Linked DNA regions of Homo sapiens: regions 2, 3, 4, 5 and 6 are each linked to region 1. A link is a contact called in ENCODE Hi-C or POLR2A ChIA-PET data. All regions are on one chromosome and are shown on one strand. Each heading gives the region's core, a stretch centred on a gene start or an enhancer-like site at or near the end of the contact. The rest is flanking DNA. Distances are from core to core; before and after follow the strand shown. Region 1 holds the start of LRP4-AS1 (LRP4 antisense RNA 1). Region 2 holds the start of CRY2 (cryptochrome circadian regulator 2). Region 3 holds the start of FNBP4 (formin binding protein 4). Region 4 holds the start of MTCH2 (mitochondrial carrier 2). Region 5 holds the start of KBTBD4 (kelch repeat and BTB domain containing 4). Region 6 holds the start of CELF1 (CUGBP Elav-like family member 1).

Region 1 (2,650 bases), core at 96-2,595:
TCCCAGCTACTCAGGAGGCTGAGGCAGGAGAATCGCTTGAACACGGGAGGCGGAGGTTGCAGTGAGCTGAGATTGCGCCACTGCACTCCAGCCTGGGCGACAGAGCGAGACTGTCTCAAAAAAAAAAAAAAAAAAAGCAGTATTGCAGTAAACATCCTTGTACATTTTTCTTTGCATACTTGCACAGATCTGTACGATAAATTCCTCATAGTGGATTACTGGGCCAGAACTAGATTATGTACATTTTAGTAACTGTCAAATTGTCCTCCTAAAGGTTTGTACCAATTATACTCTTACCAATATTGACTTTGAGTGTCCATTTTTCCAAATCTCTTTATATTTTTAAAAACAGAGATGGGGTCTTGATAGCAAGACCCAGGTTGGTCTTGAACTCCTGGCCTCAAGCAATCCTCCTGCCTCGGCCTCCCAAAGCGCTAGGATTACAGGCATAAGCCATTGCACCCAGCCTGTTTTTCCAAATCTTGACCAACCAAAGGCTGTTGAACTTTTTCATCTCTGCCAACTTGACAATGAAAAAACATGTAATTGTTTCATTTACTTTTATCCATCCTCTCTCCATCTTTTAGCCTGTTGGGAATCTACACATTCTTTAAATCCTAGGTTAAAAATTCATCTTCCTCACAGATCCTCCCCCATCAAATTTCTCCTGTCTCTAAGCATTTATAGCTTTTCATTTATACAGTTATTACACTGCTTTGAATTTTAGTGACTAGTCTGTATGTTATATTCCTCCAACCACTGTAGATTACAAATTCCTTGGAAGTAAGGACCTGAACTCATTCACAGAAACACTGAATGTAGAGCTAAGCTAAAATTCTGGAGATCATGTTAACCAAGCCTCTCGTTTTTATAAGGGAATATTAAGCATTTGCAGGATGCGTTACAGTTCACAAAGGCTTTTCTCAGACATTCTATTAGTTATATTAACTCCTCCATTAAATTGTAAGGGAAACATCGTTATCCCATTTTACAGATAAGGAAACAACTCCAGAAGATTTACTGAGAAAAGTGATTTACTCAGAACAGTTCCAAGGTCAGAATCCAGCATCCTGGCTTCATTCGCTGTTACTTCCACGACATCTCAGCTGCCTCTGGTTTCCCTCACAGCACTTAGCTTCACAATCTCTAGGGAATGAAATGACCAAAAAAAATTGTCGGGTGTTGACAGCAGCCTGAACATCTGTAATTAAATAAAGCAAACATGCTGACGACCAAGGATGCCCGGGTCTACACACATTCTTTCGCCTTTCTTTCTGGAGTCGGCAGACTTGCCCCCGGCAGCGACCAGCGTCCCCACCCGTGCAGGCGGCGTCTGGTCCAGAGGGAAACACGGCTGCGCGCGGCCCCTTTAAGGCTGCGGGCGGCGCGTGCCCACAGGCCTTTCAAATGGACCAATAAAAGTCCGATGGGCGGTCCGTCGAGGACCAATAAAGAACGAGGACACTGCGGGGTGTGCGGCGGCCCAAGCGGTTTCAAACGGCTTAGAGCAGGCCGCTTGGTTCTGACCCAGCTGAGGTGAGTGGTCGGTGGGCCTGCCCCACCCGCGAGGCCCTCGAGTGCAGGCATCGCGCGCGCAGAGGAGCCCCTGAATCCTGGGCGGCTGGAGGTCTCCAGACGCGCGCCCCACTTGCCCCACGAACCCGGCAGGTCTGAGGCGGCGAAGCGAGCCGGAGGCCGGGGGACCTGCGGCGGGCAGGGCCGGGGGCGTGGGCGCTCGTGTGCGGCGGAGGCCGGGGTTGGGCTCCAGGTGGCCAGAGCGCGCCGCAGCGTGGCGCGGGTGGCAGCGTCCGCGGGGCGCGGGCGGTGCAGGGCCGCGCCTGGCGGCAGCGATTTACCAAGACTAGGGCGGGGGCCCCGAGAGCCGGCCCTGCTAGAGTGCCTCTCGCGTAATTGTCAAGTGAATGAATAAGTAAGCGCCTACGAGGGCTGTGGTGGTTGCGAAGGGCCTTGTCGCCCTGGAGCAAGGACAGCGGCACCGGGGCCTGGCCGCACACCTGTGTCCCTGCTGGCTTGCTGCGATGTGAACGATTCCGATCATCCACCACCCCGCCCTTAACGACTGGCTTTCTCTCTCTCAACGTGTCGGGAGCGTTCTGGTGTCCTTCCAGCCCTGGAGGTGTTGGGGAACCAATACAATAGCCAGCAGTGTGGGTTGGGCCTTGCTACTTTAAGGTCGGGCTCGGTGAACTAGATTCTTACTTTTGAGCTCTCCCCTCTACTTGTAATCGTGGTAATTGTTGAGCAGGATTGAAATGCATTCCGTTGTGTTTCTTGGATAGAAAATGATGAAAGGGTTGTTGCCAGAGTGGCTAGTGTGTGTTAGAAAATATATTCGTGTTGATGAATCTTAACAATGAGTTTTTTATTCAGCATCAATAGAGGTTGAAGTGGTTTTTGCAGAACTTGCCCCAAATTTATGCGTGGCTCTAATTTAATTCTCATGGGACCAAGGCATCAAATCTTGGCCCAGAAATGCTGCCTGTCTTATGCATAATTATAGTAATTGAAAACTCATTTTTAGAAAGGTGAGCTCCTCCTTCCTCCATTTTCATCACCCTGAAAAGTCCTTCTTTTGACCTAAAGAGCCAATAAATTAAGCTAAGAATCTTTTGAAACTTTAAGAAATTGT
Region 2 (2,650 bases), core at 74-2,573, 1.0 Mb after region 1:
AATGGTGTGCCGAGAGCCACGGTATCCTGGAAATAACCCTGTCCATCGATGCAACAAGGCCACAAGCAAACATTCCCCAGAACAATGCAAACAAACCGAGCGACTGCCACTAGGTGTTCTGAAGAGCGATGGGTACATTATGTCTCAAAACTCTTTAGTTTGAATACTGTTTACAGTGAAAATACACTAACGACCTGTTCATCTTTTTCCATGATCATGTCGACTCCATCTCCTGGGGGGTCATCAGAGGGGCCCTTGATATCATGGCTTTCCTGCTCCCTAACCTTACCACAACAGTTCATAAAAGTCTCATCTCTAATGGCTCTACTGTCCTCTAAAATCATGACAAGAGGATGACGGGGTGACACTTTGGATTCTTTTAAATTTTTCTATCGAGGTCAAAGCTCCAGAGCAGGGCTTAAAACATTTTGGAGAATCCCCTGGATTCTCTGGAGCTTTGAACATAAAGCGACTCCACCTGAAGACGCCTTTGGCTTCTTTATTTATAATATAGGGGAGAAGACCTTATTTAATGCTAAGCCAGGGTCACTTGACACCCCTAGAGGCAGGACGGTCTGGGTGCAGGGTAGCCAGGATGGGTGGTAGGGCGGATTCAAACGAGCCAGAGGCTTCGGAGTGATCTCCCCGAGCCCAGCAACGGGCTCTTGAAGAATGCGAGCAAAAACCCGTCCCGCCCTCACACTACGTTATCTCCCTTCCGCCCCTCCCTGAGTAGACCGTAAGAGCCCTAGACCAGGAGCCCCTGTTCTGCCACTCACTGGCTACAAGTCCTTGGGCAGGTCGACTTTGGGTCTCCAGGGCTCAAGGGTCTCATCTGTACAACGGGGATCATGATCTCCGTTCCACAGGCAGTTGTGAGGCTCAAAGGGGTAACAGTGCGAACGCGCTTTGTCAGAGGCTGAACCCTGGCCCACCGGCGCGTTAGGACCATGACGAATTACTTCCCCGGTCTCGGCTTCTCCCCTCTGGCCTTCCAGCCGTGGCGGGGTTGGGGGGATCGTGCTGTTCGCCGGTCACCCCAGGGTCAGGGTCCTGGCTGCGTCCCCGCCACCCAGCCCCGGGTCCCCTCACCTCCATCGGTTGATCCCGACTGAGGAGGAGGCCGCGAACCACGGGTCGAGAATGTAAACGCAGCGCACGCAGCGCGCCCCGCGCACGGCCGCCAGCAACGCCGGGTTGTCGTGGAGTCGCAGCCCTTTGCGGAACCAGTGCACCGAAGAGGCGCTGTCCGTGCCGGGCGCTGGCGCCGGGGCCACAGCTGCCGCCGTCGCCACAGTCGCCGCCATGACTGTCCAGACTGCTCCAGCCACCCCCGCTCCGCCCCGGTAGGCGACGTGGACCCCGCCCATAGCCCGCCCAGTGACCTATGACGCCGCAACTCCACCCTTAGTCCCCGCCCACAGGGCCCCAGAGCCCCTCTGCCATTGGCTGAGTGCCTTCCACCTGGCGATTGGCCCAGAGGCGCCGGAACAGGCCCGCCCCCTCACGTTCCTACCATGTGTGGGTCCGCCCGGGTGGAGCTGGCATGCGGACAAGTGACGCAGGCTGGGGCTGTCCGCAGGCTGGGGCTGTCCGCGGAGTGCCGGGAGTAGGCCAAGTCTCAAGGGACAGCGGATCTCTTACCCACGTCCTGTTCAGGGCCTGCTTCTAGAAGAAGCTGCCTGGGCTGGTAGGGGTTGCTGTGACTACAGCCAGTGACTTGCAAGACTGACAGCTGACCTTCCTATTATCACCAACATCGTCACCATCACCATCTACATCATTCTACTACAGCTGCCATTTATTAAGTGCACTTTATATGGCAAGAGACATGATCATCTCCTTACGTAGACGGTCTCATTTACTATTCTCAACTCAGCCCAGTTACATTCATTTAGCGAACCCCAGTGAAAAAGCTGCTGTTGTTTTCGTTTCACAGATGAAGAAAACGGAGGGTGCCGCAGGTTGAGTGACTTATTCAATATCATAAAGCTGCTAAGAGGATTTCACCCAGATTATTCTGATTTCGAAATTTCTGCTTTTATCCACGAAGCTATACTTCTCTTTGTGCGAAGATCCTTGGTAATTCCAAGTGGCAGAGTCTAAGGACGGGGAAGGAGTGCCCTAATATGCAGCAGTAGAGGATTTGGGAGTAAGGACTGGGAATGTGGGGGACTTGAATTGAGATAGTAATTATGCCATCAGATGAATTTATTTTCTTTTAGTCTGTTTAGTAGATCCAGTGTGTGCAAAGCACTGTACTGGATTCCGGGTAGGGTTCAGAGATGTGGAGGACACTGTCCCCATTCTTCTGGGACGCCAGGTGGAACCCTCTTGGGCTAAGACGGCTTAGTCAAGCTGCAGCTTTGGGGTTATCAGGTGGAAAACAGTCTGTTTCAACTTGACCCTAGGTTGAGCCCATGCTTGGAACCCTTCCTGGACCTGGGACAGAGTGATGAAAGCATTTAGTAATTTAGTCTGCAATTTAGTGGCATTAATTGGCACCACTCTCTAAACCAGTGTCACTGCAATCCTAGGCATTCTCTGTCATTTCCAGGGCTTTTCACGAGCTGTTCCAGCAGTCTAGATCACACTCCCTCTTCCATCTTTGTTTCTAACTCCAGTTTGCTCTGTATCATTGTTCAGTATA
Region 3 (2,650 bases), core at 78-2,577, 920 kb before region 1:
GCAATTCTACGTGTAAAGTGCTTGGTGACTGACACATAGAGCTCAGTAAGTATTAGATATTTTTAGTGGGAACTGAGCTGCTGCGGATATAAAAATAAATACCACTCGCATTCCTTAGTTTAGAGGGGAGACGGATGTCAACAGGATGTCAAGTGCCAGGGAGAGGCTGGGCAGGAGAGGTCACGCCTGCACTGCGTCTGCATTGCGCCCTGATGAAACAATAAAAGACTTTCATCATGTGATGCAGTAATTATTCCAGTCAGTGCAAAGGAAAAGTGAGGGAGGTGATGCTCCAAGTGGCGGGCTCCAGAGGCAGGAGACGGGAGAGGGGGCAGTGTTAAAGCAAGGGTAAATTAAAGCATGTTGACGATAGTAGTACAAAACTGGTAAGGTTCCTGTATGCCATCCCAACAATTTTAGGCTTTTTCCTTGTAGGTAGTGGAGTATCTCGTGATTTTTCCCAGCTAATAAGCGAGAAAATATGAGACATCTATTTGTGTGCTGCAGGAAATTACAAAAGCGTAAAAGACCCACTGTCCCATTTAATGTTCAATGCTATACCCAAAGTAAGCCACAATAATCCGGGCGAAACGTGGGGAAGGGCTCAGAAAACAGCACACCTTTCTTTTTTTTCTTGAGACAGTCTCACTCTGTCACCCAGGGTGGGGTGCAGTGGCGCGATCTCGGCTCACTGTAACCTTTGCCGCCGGGTTCATGCGATTCGCCTGCCTCAGTCTCCCGACTAGCTAGGATTACAGGCGCCTGCCACCGCGCCCGACTAAATCTTTTGTATTTTTAGTAGAGACGGGGTTTCACCATCTTGGACAAGCTGGTCTTGAACTCCTGACCTCGTGATCCACCCGCCTCGGCCTCCCAAAGTGTTGAGATTACAGGCGTGAGTGAGCTGGGCCCAGCAGCACACCTTTCTAGAAGACAGACAACATGAAACTCTAGGCCGAGAATAGCCACAAGATGGAGGACAAGTAGGCAAAGAAAAGGCTTGGGGAAAGCGCATGGGTGGAACCCGACGGAAGTGGGGAAGTCGTTCTAATTCAGGCCCTACCGCACTATTGGCTGGACTCTCACCCTTTTTCCTTTTCCATTGGCCACCGGTCCCTTCTCTGGGTCAAAACAGCCAATCGCCTAGCGCAGTTGGTAATCCCGCCCTTTCTCCTGGTGAGGAGGAGCCAGAAGAGCCGAAGGGTCCGAGGCGCTTGCGCAAGCGCGTGCTCCGCTGGTTGAAAGCGGATCCGGGCTGGAGGCGGTGTCACGGTGTATGAATATTGATTACGCGTCGCAGCGCCCAGGGCCCAGCGCCCAGCCTCCAGTGCCCGCCCCTCTCGGCCGCCCGACGCTCTCTGCTCGCGCTTGGGCTCGCGATGGGGAAGAAGTCCCGGGCGGTACCCGGCCGTAGGCCCATCCTGCAACTCTCTCCGCCGGGTCCTCGGGGCAGCACGCCGGGCCGGGACCCGGAGCCGGAACCCGACACTGAGCCGGACTCAACCGCGGCGGTCCCCAGCCAGCCCGCCCCGTCGGCGGCGACGACCACCACCACCGCGGTGACTGCCGCCGCGGCCTCGGACGACTCGCCTTCAGAAGGCAAGGGTGCGCGGGGGGACCTGAACTCGAGCTCAGGGCTTGCGGCCTAGGCTCCTCACGGCGCCTGGCCAGACCCGGCGAGGGAGGCGGGCGAGGTCGGCTTCCGAGGCCTGCCTGCTGCGGGCCTGCAGGCGGGGCGGCCCTGGGCTCCGGGCCGCAGAAGGGCCAGGCCGAGTTCTGCGCCCTCGGCCCGGGCCAAGCCCGAGGCGCCATCTGTGGTGCAGGGCTTGCCCCGGGAACGTTTGAAATATGACCGAAGTTCGGGCATCCTGAGTCTCCCAAACGCCCCGGGTCGGTTTTGGGTAACGCAGAGGGTGGATGTGAGGATGAGTTTCCGCGTGCGCGGCCTGTGACTGTGGGCCAGGCCTTTCCACACGTCATCTGCCTCCTTTCGGTTTTGTCGAAACGGGGATAGAGACGTTTAGAAAAAGCTCTTAATATTCCAGCTAGTAAGCATCCCCACACTAGCAGAACTGCTGGAGAAATGGAGCTGGTAGGTTCCTAAGTATTTGTGTGGTTCTCACTGGAGTGGTGCTTAGATTAAAAGTGACTCCAGGACTAGGCGCCGGAGAAGCCGCGACCGTTTCACATGTTCAGAGATCACGCTGGTTCGTTAATTGGAAAAAATCCGCAATAGCAGTGTTTGGTGTGTCTTGTAAAGGTCCTATCATAGCCTGGAGAATACTTACTGTTTTTGTATGTATTTGTAAGTATTGCAGATGTAACTTTTTAAGAGTTTTGTTTTGTTTTTTTCGAGACAATGTCTCAATCTGTCGCCCAGGCTGGAGTGCAGTGGCGCGATCTTGGGCTCACTGCAACCTCCACCTCCCGGGTTCAAGCGATCCTCCCGCCTTAGCCTCCTGGGTAGCTGGGACTACAGGACCCTGCCACCATGCCCGGCTAATTTTTGTATTTTCAGTAGAGACGGAGTTCATGTTTCCCGGGCTGGTCTCGAACTCCAGGGCTCAAGCGATCATTACAGGCGAGAGCCATCGCGCCCGGCCATGCAGATGTATTAATAATTTTTATTTACCATGGTAAGAGTCTTCCC
Region 4 (2,650 bases), core at 67-2,566, 800 kb before region 1:
TCCTATGCATAATTTCACTTAATGCTCATAATAACCCTGAGAGATACACAGTAGTGTTAGATTTAGATACAAAAACTGGAAATTAAAGTAGCTAAAATGACAAATGGATGCAGTGGAAAAGCCAGGATCCAAATCCAAGTCTTTCCCCTACAGTACTTCACTCTGCTCCAAGCTCAGATTCACCAAATGTTGTTTGATAGAACACGTGAGCTGGGGCTGAAGGAGCAGGGACAATGCCTTTTTCACTTTTGCCTCTGATAGCCTGTAGACTGGTAGGCACTGAAGTATTTGTTCACTTGTGCAATAAATATTTATTGAGCACCTCGTATGTGCTGGGCACTGAAAACACAACCGTGAACAGAGGCTGTCACGGTTCCTGAACTCATGGAGCTTTCATTCCAGTGGAGGAGACATAATTTCAGTGATAATGCTACGACGGGGCACAATGTGGGAGAAAATAAGAGGGAGGTGGCCAGGCGCGATGGCTCCTCACTCCTGTAATCCCAGCACTTTGGGAGGCCAAGGCGGGTGAATCACGAGGTCAGGAGTTTGAGACCAGCCCGGCCAACATCGTGAAACCCCGTCTCTACTAAATAGACAAAAATTAGCCGGGCGTGGTGGCGTGTGCGTGTAATCCCAGCTACTAGGGAGGCTGAGGCAGGAGCATTGCTTGAACCTGGGAGGCGAAGGTTGCAGTGAGCTGAGATCGGGCCACTGCACTCCAGCCTGGGTGACAGAGCGAGACTCCGTCTCAAAAAAAAAAAAAAAAAGAAAGAAAAAGAAAAGGGGGAGGTAATTTTAGAATGGTCAGAGAAGGTTTTTTTGAAAAGATAACATTAATCAAACGAATAAATGAATGAAAAGCCACTCGCTAGCGGATTCATTATTTGCTATACTTATTTAGAGTTTGTCAGTCACGAGACTGTTACGGCTCTGATGCTGAGTATCTTTTGAATCCTATGTTGATGATGCCCAAAAGGCAAGTGCAGAGATGAAGCATAATGAAGAATCCTTTTCAATTTCTTTTCAGTCCTCTGACCTTGCCTCTGCCGTCACGGTCACACTCCCCCACTGACACTCCCATTCTTCTGTTTCCGGACACTTGCGGCCTGGAAGCGCATGTGCAAGAGAAACCGTCATTCCTGGTGAAGGGCGAGCCCCCGGCAGAACGCATGCGCCTCTGTCCCTTAAGCCCCGCCCCGACCTCAGCGCCCCCTCGCGAGCGCCTGCCGTTTCTCGGGGCGGGACGGGGGGGCGGGGACTGGGCGGAGAGGCGCGTGCTGCTGCGTGCGTGCGCGCGCGCCGCGGGCGGGCCAGTGAAACCGGCGGCCCTGGCACGTGACCTAGGACCGGCTCACCGGGTCGCTTGGTGGCTCCGTCTGTCTGTCCGTCCGCCCGCGGGTGCCATCATGGCGGACGCGGCCAGTCAGGTGCTCCTGGGCTCCGGTCTCACCATCCTGTCCCAGCCGCTCATGTACGTGAAAGTGCTCATCCAGGTATGAGGCGTCGCCGCTCCCTACCCCGCCCGGCGCCCCGTTCGGTCGCTGCTGCTCAGGGCGCCTGAGGATCGGCTCAGCCTTGCGGGCCTTTCATTCTCCCGAGATGCTGCTGCTCCTCCGCTGCCCTTTACCTCCCCGCAGGGACAGCTTCCTCAGTCCCGCGGCCCCGCTTGGGGGCCTCGCCGAGCCCTCGCCTCGCCGCCCAGCGTTGAGGCCCTCTCCTCCCTTAGCCAACCGCCACCCGGCCCTGCCCTGCCCGGCGGATCCTCTGAACTTTGGTTCTTCGTCACTGAGGTGGATCCTGGCCGGTCGCCACCAAAGGCTTCCGAACCCTCCCTCTCGCCCCTCCGAAATTCACATTCACCACTACTCCCCCCAAAATCTCAGACGCAAAACACGAAATACTCAGTTGAAGACAAATGTGAAGTTAGGTGGGAACCAACATTTTATTTTTTATTCCTTTTTTTTTTCTTTTTATGCTACTGTTACTACTGCTTTTCTGTTCCGAGGTTTTCGCACCAGATACTGAGAGAAACACAAGGAGCTCATTCAGAAGTGTTAATGAAGGGGTTGCTCTGTCAGATTTCGGAAGGATGCATTGAGCGCTTTCCAGCAGCGGCCCATGTGGCTCCTGACAATGAAAATCACATTTGTCAGAGCTGGAAATTAGTGAAGCTGAGTTTTAGCGAGTTTAAACATGGGAGTTAGTTTCTAATCTACTGTCAAATAATTATTACATGGTATTTTATATTCACATGCAGGTAGGCCAAGTAAGTGATAGACTTAGTGTTTCCAGTTCCTTTGCTATATCCCTGTAATGGGCAGGTCATTCTTTTTTTTATGCTTTTACTGAGAGTTGACATAATTACCTCATGCACTGTGCCTAGGAATGGAACAGTTTTTAGAACCCCTGTCTCGCCGTCTACTTTTCTGTAAAAAATAGGCAAGACACTAGAGAGGGCCCCATTTCTTATTCTTGAGTTGTTGGGAATCCAAATTATTTCTTGCTGAGTAGACCTGTGTGAATTCAGATTCCATATGTTAAAGGCTATTGCAAATAAATTCTTTGTACTTAGAACAAAGACTGATTAGAATGTACTGTAACATCCAAAACAGAATTGGCACATTTGGGGCTAGATAGCATCGGAGGT
Region 5 (2,650 bases), core at 151-2,650, 730 kb before region 1:
CAGTGATGAAAACTTGGGGAAAGTGCCACCTTAACTACACGGTCCTCAGAAAGACTCTTACTATAGCAGCTGGGGTGTTCACCTCTTCTCAAAATTACTCCACAGTTCTTCCCTCACATTGCCTGCATTTCTGCTAAAGCAGTAGTCTCAGTTCTCCTGTCAGACTAAGAGCTGTTTGAGGATGGGAACTGAACTTTTGCCTCTCTGTAGCTCCTTAGCACGCAAGTTTATACCAGGTTCTCAAGCTAAGAACTTCAGGGCTTGAAGATCCCTCACAGACTCTCTCTCTCCTTAAAAGTGTGTGTGTGTGTGTGTGTCAATGAGAAAACTGAGGCCCAGGTGTGTGTGTGTGTGTGTGTGTGTGTGTGTGTGTGTGTGTGTGTGTCAATGAGAAAACCCAGGAAAGGAGAAATGCCAGGTCTCCTAACTCCCAGTCCGTGTATCTTGACTGTAACATAATATGTACATACTCATTCATGCAACCCTAAACCACTGAGCAATCACACATCACAAGCTACAGAATAATGGTTAGGTGTTTCTGCCTCTGGCAGCAGGCAGGCCTACTTTGTCATTCACTAGGTCTTTGACCCTGGGCAGTTTAATTCTTTGGACTGTTTCCTGATCTATAGTAAGAAGAGTAAGATGCTATCTACCCCATAAGGCTGTTGTGAGGACGAAATAAGATCATTCACTAAAACGCTTAGCGAGGTTCCAGGCACACATTAAGCACTCAATTAACGCTAGGTACTATTATTACAGGGCTCTGAGGCCTAAAGGTTATATTGCTTGCTTTCAAAGAGCTGACAGTTTAATCAGACAAAAAGGGGATGATTGAAATGGACAAGGAACAATCAGGGCCATAACAGGCCTAAGGGCACAGGGAGGGCTCGATTCTGCATGCAGGGTGAAGACCACTGCAAGTCAGATCTCCAAGATTTGCCAGGAGGACGTAGGGAAGGGCATCCTAGGGCAAGGACAGGCATCTAAGGGGCCCCGCCGATAGTTCAGAGAAGAGCGCTGCCCGCACATACTCACGGCGCGTGTCGGCCCCGGCGCTCTCCCGCCTCACCGGCAGCAACAGAACGGAGGGTCGCCCAGTCCCTGCACAGGGAGATAAAAGGCACAGACGCGCGGGATGAGCCCTGAGGAGCTCTCTGCACTGGGCACGCCGCTGCGCCTGACCCCGGTCTCAGCTGGCTGCCCGTGCTCACCCCTGGTCAGCGCCGAGGCCCCCAAGATCCCGCGCCACCACAGCCTGGCTACCGCCGCCGCCGCCATGTTACTCAGATGCAGACTAGGCAGCGGACGGAAAGACAGCAGGACACGGAGCCCCAAGGGCACGGACCGGAAACGGAAGTGTGCAGCAGATCTTCTTCCGGGCGGACGTGGAGCCGGAAGCGGAGGTTCCGGGCTCCGGGATGAAAGGAGGGAACGCAGGTGAGAAAGCGAGACAGGCAGGTAGGGAAATCGTGAGGTGAGCGTGGTCCTAGCTCCTTGTGGCAGAGCCTAGAGAGAAGGCGAGGACGCTGAAGAACCAGGCGGGTGAGAGGAGGGGAGGGGGCGGGCGTTTTGGGTTCTACGCTACACACCCCTCCCCCGCTCTCTGAGCCAAGCTTTTGACGAGGGCGGGCGGGCCTGAGCGGGAAGAACGGTTTCCCTGGCGACCGTTTCCAAGACGACTCAAGGTGGAGCGGGGACATTGCACAGGGTGATGGGCCTCCCAGTGCCCCGGCCTGGGGGCGGATGGACTCAAGTTCTGGGACGCAGCCATAGGGAGTCTTTCGAGCGAGCGGGGAAGTGTGGGGGAAGCAGCTCAGAAGAGAGCAAATGTAAGACCCACGGATATCCCAGGCTAGGCTTCATATGGAGCGTCTTAACTCCATGCGCTGGGAAGGAGAGGACCTGGCCACTAGGCCGGGGCCAGGGGTCCTTTTTGTCTGATTCTACTGCCCCTGAGCTTCACTAGTTTTATGCCCCAGTTATTTGGTTAGTAAGGCTTTTACGATCACAGGCCTCTCCCAGCCCTTTGCTTTCATATATTGACCTAAATCCCAAGTCTTTTGTTAACATTATGGAAAGGAATTATTCCGTGTTTTCTCAGGAAAACACCCAGAGTTGGAACTTTTATTTATATCATTAGCGGAGGGGCGCCACTGGGGATAACGAACCCAGATTTGGTTAAAGGATAGCGTCAGGGACATCATGGACAGGGCCAGGACTAAGGCCAATCTGGACCCACTTTGCTCTCACTTCTTCCTTTTCCCTCCCTGAGTTGGACAGTTGGATTCACAGACTATGGCTGTGAATTCCTCAGGTTACTCAAGATGGTGTTGCTTTGCAGACAGCTGGCAGAGAGAGAAGTTGGCTAGCATGGAATCACCAGAGGAGCCTGGAGCATCCATGGATGAGAACTACTTTGTGAACTACACTTTCAAAGATCGGTCACATTCAGGCCGTGTGGCTCAAGGCATCATGAAACTGTGTCTAGAGGAGGAGCTCTTTGCTGATGTCACCATTTCGGTGGAAGGCCGGGAGTTTCAGCTCCATCGGCTGGTCCTCTCAGCTCAGAGCTGCTTCTTCCGATCCATGTTCACTTCCAACCTGAAGGAGGCCCACAACCGGGTGATTGTGCTGCAGGATGTCAGCGAGT
Region 6 (2,650 bases), core at 56-2,555, 710 kb before region 1:
CTTGAAACATTTCTACAACCTATAGCAGCAAATATATGGTAATATTTGTGACAACATTCTGTAAGCTATAATGGTCTATAAATATAGGATGTTTTCAGTCAACTACACATAAAACTATTAACAAGAACAAGATCATATATCAGCATTATGAATGTATATAAAACTACCCAGTACAATTAGGGAATATGATCATGTACAATTTAAGGACTATATGGTACCAGAAAAACTCTGGTTAGTTTTTTTCCCCCCCAAAGGCGAAAGAGGAAAACCCTTGAGGCTTCTGCTTGGAAGCCCACTTGTTGTTTGTGGTAAGGTAGGATATAATCAGTATTTGTGGGTATAAAAATTATATTCTCTGGGAAGCCAGATGATGTTAGAGAGAAACCATCCCATGAGTTATTTGCATGTTGATGGGGCCAAAAGCTTCCAGAACAAAGTTTTCTTTCTTAATCTGCATTTAACTGCCTCACAAGGTCTGGAACCTAGGAATAAATGTTGGCTTAAACAACAACAACAACAACAACAAATTGTACTGCTTGCGTTCCATCTAGACCCAGGGATTCCAGAGTAACTCAGGAGGAAGTCTTTAGAGACCTAACCTGAGTTAAGAAAAAAAAATATATATATATATTTTTTTTTCGGTAAAAGCAGGTTATGGCTGGGCAATCGGTCTCTTAATAGAATCTTTGTGAACTTCCTTATGTCGCAGCGATCGTTGCCAGGTTGTGCGTTCACACTGATTATCTTGCTAAAAAGCACTCCCTGCACTTGGAACACACATATTCACATCCCAGCAAAGAAGGAAGGCCTGGATGCTGTTGCTTGTCTGCTGGGGCAAAAAGGGGCGTGCCATGTGCCCAACGCTGGCCAAGCACCAGTCACTCACTCATCCATTTATTCAACAAATATCTTATTATGCTCCTATTCAGTGCCCAGTAGGGGTGCCTCCTTGCCCACCAGGGTCATCTAGAGCTCCTGTGGGTGCGATGGGCGGAGTCGAGAACTTCAGATTCCCAGGCCTGGCTCTTCCCTCCAGTAGGGATCGGAGACAAAGAGATGCGCCCCTGCAGCTCCCTAGGTTGAGGGCTCCGCCCGCGGCCCCAGGGGCTTAGGTGCGGCTGCTCCTCCACTTCCCAGCCCGAGGGGGCGCTGCAGCGCCCGGCGCTCGGCCCGCCCCTACGCCGCGCTCCGCTCGCATCGGCGCTGCGGGCGGCGCCGCGGTGATACGTTCCCCCTCGCCGCGCTCCCCCTCCTCCTCTGCCCTCCCCGCCGGTGGTAGGTGCCGGAAGTGCCGCCATTTTGGGGTGTTCTGCTCTGGCGGCAGCGGCAGCGGCGGCGGGACGCGGAGGCTCCCCCGGGATTCGGCCTCAGCAGCGAGGCGGCGGCGGCGGCTGCGGAGGCGCAGGCAGCAACTGAGGCAGCGGCAGGCTCAGGTGCAGCCGCTGGTGAGTGCTGCGGCCGCAGGATAACGGGCCGCGGGAGGGAGGGAGGGGAAAAAAGGCAAGAGGGAGGCGCCGCGGGGCGGGTCCGGTTAGGGAGGCCGCGGGTCACAGGGCCCTCCGGGCGCGGCCTTTTCTCGTTCCCTGCGTCCTGGGGTAGGGCTGCGATCTCCTCCTGCATGTCGGGGTCCCCGGCTCCCCGGGTCCTGTCGCGTTTGCCCAGCGCGTGCCCCCGCGCCCAGGGAGACCCGCCCTCCTCGTGGCTTTGCTTCCTCTCCCCGCGCCCTTTACCTTCACTCTCTAGGCTCAGAGGCCTCGTGCCCTGCCCAGGGCCAGCTCCGTTTTCCTCGTCTTTCTGGCTGCCGTGCTGGACCCAGGCTACCTGCCCGGGACACCCCATCTCTGCCCCTGTCGTCTCACGTGTTCTTAGTGTCCACTCCTGTGGGTGCCGAAGGGTCCGCGCCCCTAGAAGGCAGCGCTTTTCCCGAGCCTCGAGAGCCCCTCGTTCCTCGCCCCAGATCCGCTACGGCCTTGGCTCGCCCTCCCCCCACATCAGGTGCTCACCCAGTCGTGGCCTAGTAGCTGGGCAGGAATCTCGCACCCGGGAGCGGGAGGAGCACATTAAAGCGCTTTCTTCGCTAGGGACCAGGCTTTGATTTTAAAGCCAGTGGTGTCGTGGTTGTGGTCCTCCGGGTAGGATGTTGTTGTAATTCTTGGAGACCATTACACATGCACCAAGGAGCTTCTCATTGGTTTAGGCTCATACCCATAGTTGAGGGGAATGTGGTAAGATTTTGACTGGAATCTGTTTCCGCAAAATGGAATCTCTTTCTCGCCAGGAGAGAGCTGTAGGTTTATTACCTTCGAGTAAAAAGGCTGTATAACAGTTTTAAAGAGCATGAAATGCTTTATAATGTGTGCAGTGTAAGAGGTTACAAATAATGAATCTTTTACAAGAACTTCATCTTTTTTTTTTTTTTTTTTAAGACGGAGTTTCGCTCTTGTTGCTTAGGCTGGAGTGCAGTGGCGCTATCTCGGCTCACTGCAACCTCCCCAGGTTCAAGCAATTCTCCTGCCTCAGCCTCCCAAGTAGCTGGGATTACAGGCATGTGCCACCAGGCCTGGCTAATTTTCGTATTTTTAGTATAGACGGGGTTTCACCATGTTGATCAGGCTGGATGGTCTCGAACTCCTGACCTCGGGTGATCCAC

The links. Hi-C counts contacts between places; a loop is a spot of excess contacts on that map. ChIA-PET counts read pairs that join two places held with the same protein, here RNA polymerase II (POLR2A). Pooled maps may share reads with other maps.
Region 2: a pooled map shows a loop between it and region 1 (11-fold over the local background). The contact joins the promoter of CRY2 here to the promoter of LRP4-AS1 in region 1. A Hi-C loop is called at or near these places in 7 of 50 pooled maps. POLR2A ChIA-PET finds 5 or more read pairs at or near these places in 2 of 52 experiments (activated B cell and activated CD8-positive, alpha-beta memory T cell).
Region 3: a loop to region 1 is called in a map of CD8-positive, alpha-beta T cell, with 7 times the contacts of the local background. The contact joins the promoter of FNBP4 here to the promoter of LRP4-AS1 in region 1. A Hi-C loop is called at or near these places in 1 of 168 maps with a recorded cell type or tissue (CD8-positive, alpha-beta T cell), 1 of 37 single-sample maps with no recorded cell type and 9 of 50 pooled maps.
Region 4: a map with no recorded cell type shows a loop between it and region 1 (20-fold over the local background). The contact joins the promoter of MTCH2 here to the promoter of LRP4-AS1 in region 1. A Hi-C loop is called at or near these places in 1 of 37 single-sample maps with no recorded cell type and 8 of 50 pooled maps. POLR2A ChIA-PET finds 5 or more read pairs at or near these places in 1 of 52 experiments (activated T-cell).
Region 5: a pooled map shows a loop between it and region 1 (8-fold over the local background). The contact joins the promoter of KBTBD4 here to the promoter of LRP4-AS1 in region 1. A Hi-C loop is called at or near these places in 8 of 50 pooled maps.
Region 6: a map of naive thymus-derived CD4-positive, alpha-beta T cell shows a loop between it and region 1 (2.8-fold over the local background). The contact joins the promoter of CELF1 here to the promoter of LRP4-AS1 in region 1. A Hi-C loop is called at or near these places in 1 of 168 maps with a recorded cell type or tissue (naive thymus-derived CD4-positive, alpha-beta T cell) and 9 of 50 pooled maps. POLR2A ChIA-PET finds 5 or more read pairs at or near these places in 2 of 52 experiments (CD4-positive, alpha-beta T cell and GM12878).

The regions. Positions count from the first base shown.
Region 1 is chr11:46,845,106-46,847,755 of GRCh38, reverse strand. LRP4-AS1 (LRP4 antisense RNA 1) reads right to left here and starts at 1,345. Exons shown (of 3, transcript NR_038909.1): 1 at 1,257-1,345; 2 at 1,039-1,146. CKAP5 (cytoskeleton associated protein 5) reads left to right here and starts at 1,476. Exons shown (of 44, transcript NM_001008938.4): 1 at 1,476-1,536. RefSeq lists enhancers at 1,082-1,201, 1,656-2,233 and silencers at 1,412-1,491, 1,672-1,821.
Region 2 is chr11:45,846,148-45,848,797 of GRCh38, reverse strand. It overlaps CRY2 (cryptochrome circadian regulator 2), which reads right to left and starts at 1,323. Exons shown (of 12, transcript NM_021117.5): 1 at 1,093-1,323. The coding sequence starts at 1,307. RefSeq lists a silencer at 553-662 and enhancers at 611-1,132, 1,063-1,302, 1,663-1,712, 1,763-1,872.
Region 3 is chr11:47,766,018-47,768,667 of GRCh38, reverse strand. FNBP4 (formin binding protein 4) reads left to right here and starts at 1,327. Exons shown (of 17, transcript NM_015308.5): 1 at 1,327-1,599. The coding sequence starts at 1,380. RefSeq lists a silencer at 1,313-1,922 and enhancers at 1,112-2,036, 2,183-2,242, 2,037-2,650.
Region 4 is chr11:47,641,225-47,643,874 of GRCh38, reverse strand. MTCH2 (mitochondrial carrier 2) reads left to right here and starts at 1,316. Exons shown (of 13, transcript NM_014342.4): 1 at 1,316-1,496. The coding sequence starts at 1,410. RefSeq lists a silencer at 1,126-1,395.
Region 5 is chr11:47,577,720-47,580,369 of GRCh38, reverse strand. KBTBD4 (kelch repeat and BTB domain containing 4) reads left to right here and starts at 1,400. Exons shown (of 4, transcript NM_018095.6): 1 at 1,400-1,437; 2 at 2,342-2,650. The coding sequence starts at 1,419. NDUFS3 (NADH:ubiquinone oxidoreductase core subunit S3) reads right to left here and starts at 1,296. Exons shown (of 7, transcript NM_004551.3): 1 at 1,212-1,296; 2 at 1,036-1,101. The coding sequence starts at 1,278. RefSeq lists enhancers at 523-1,181, 1,250-1,489, 1,182-1,841.
Region 6 is chr11:47,551,787-47,554,436 of GRCh38, reverse strand. CELF1 (CUGBP Elav-like family member 1) reads left to right here and starts at 1,305. Exons shown (of 15, transcript NM_001376376.1): 1 at 1,305-1,445. RefSeq lists silencers at 1,030-1,559, 1,630-1,719 and enhancers at 1,067-1,742, 2,418-2,650.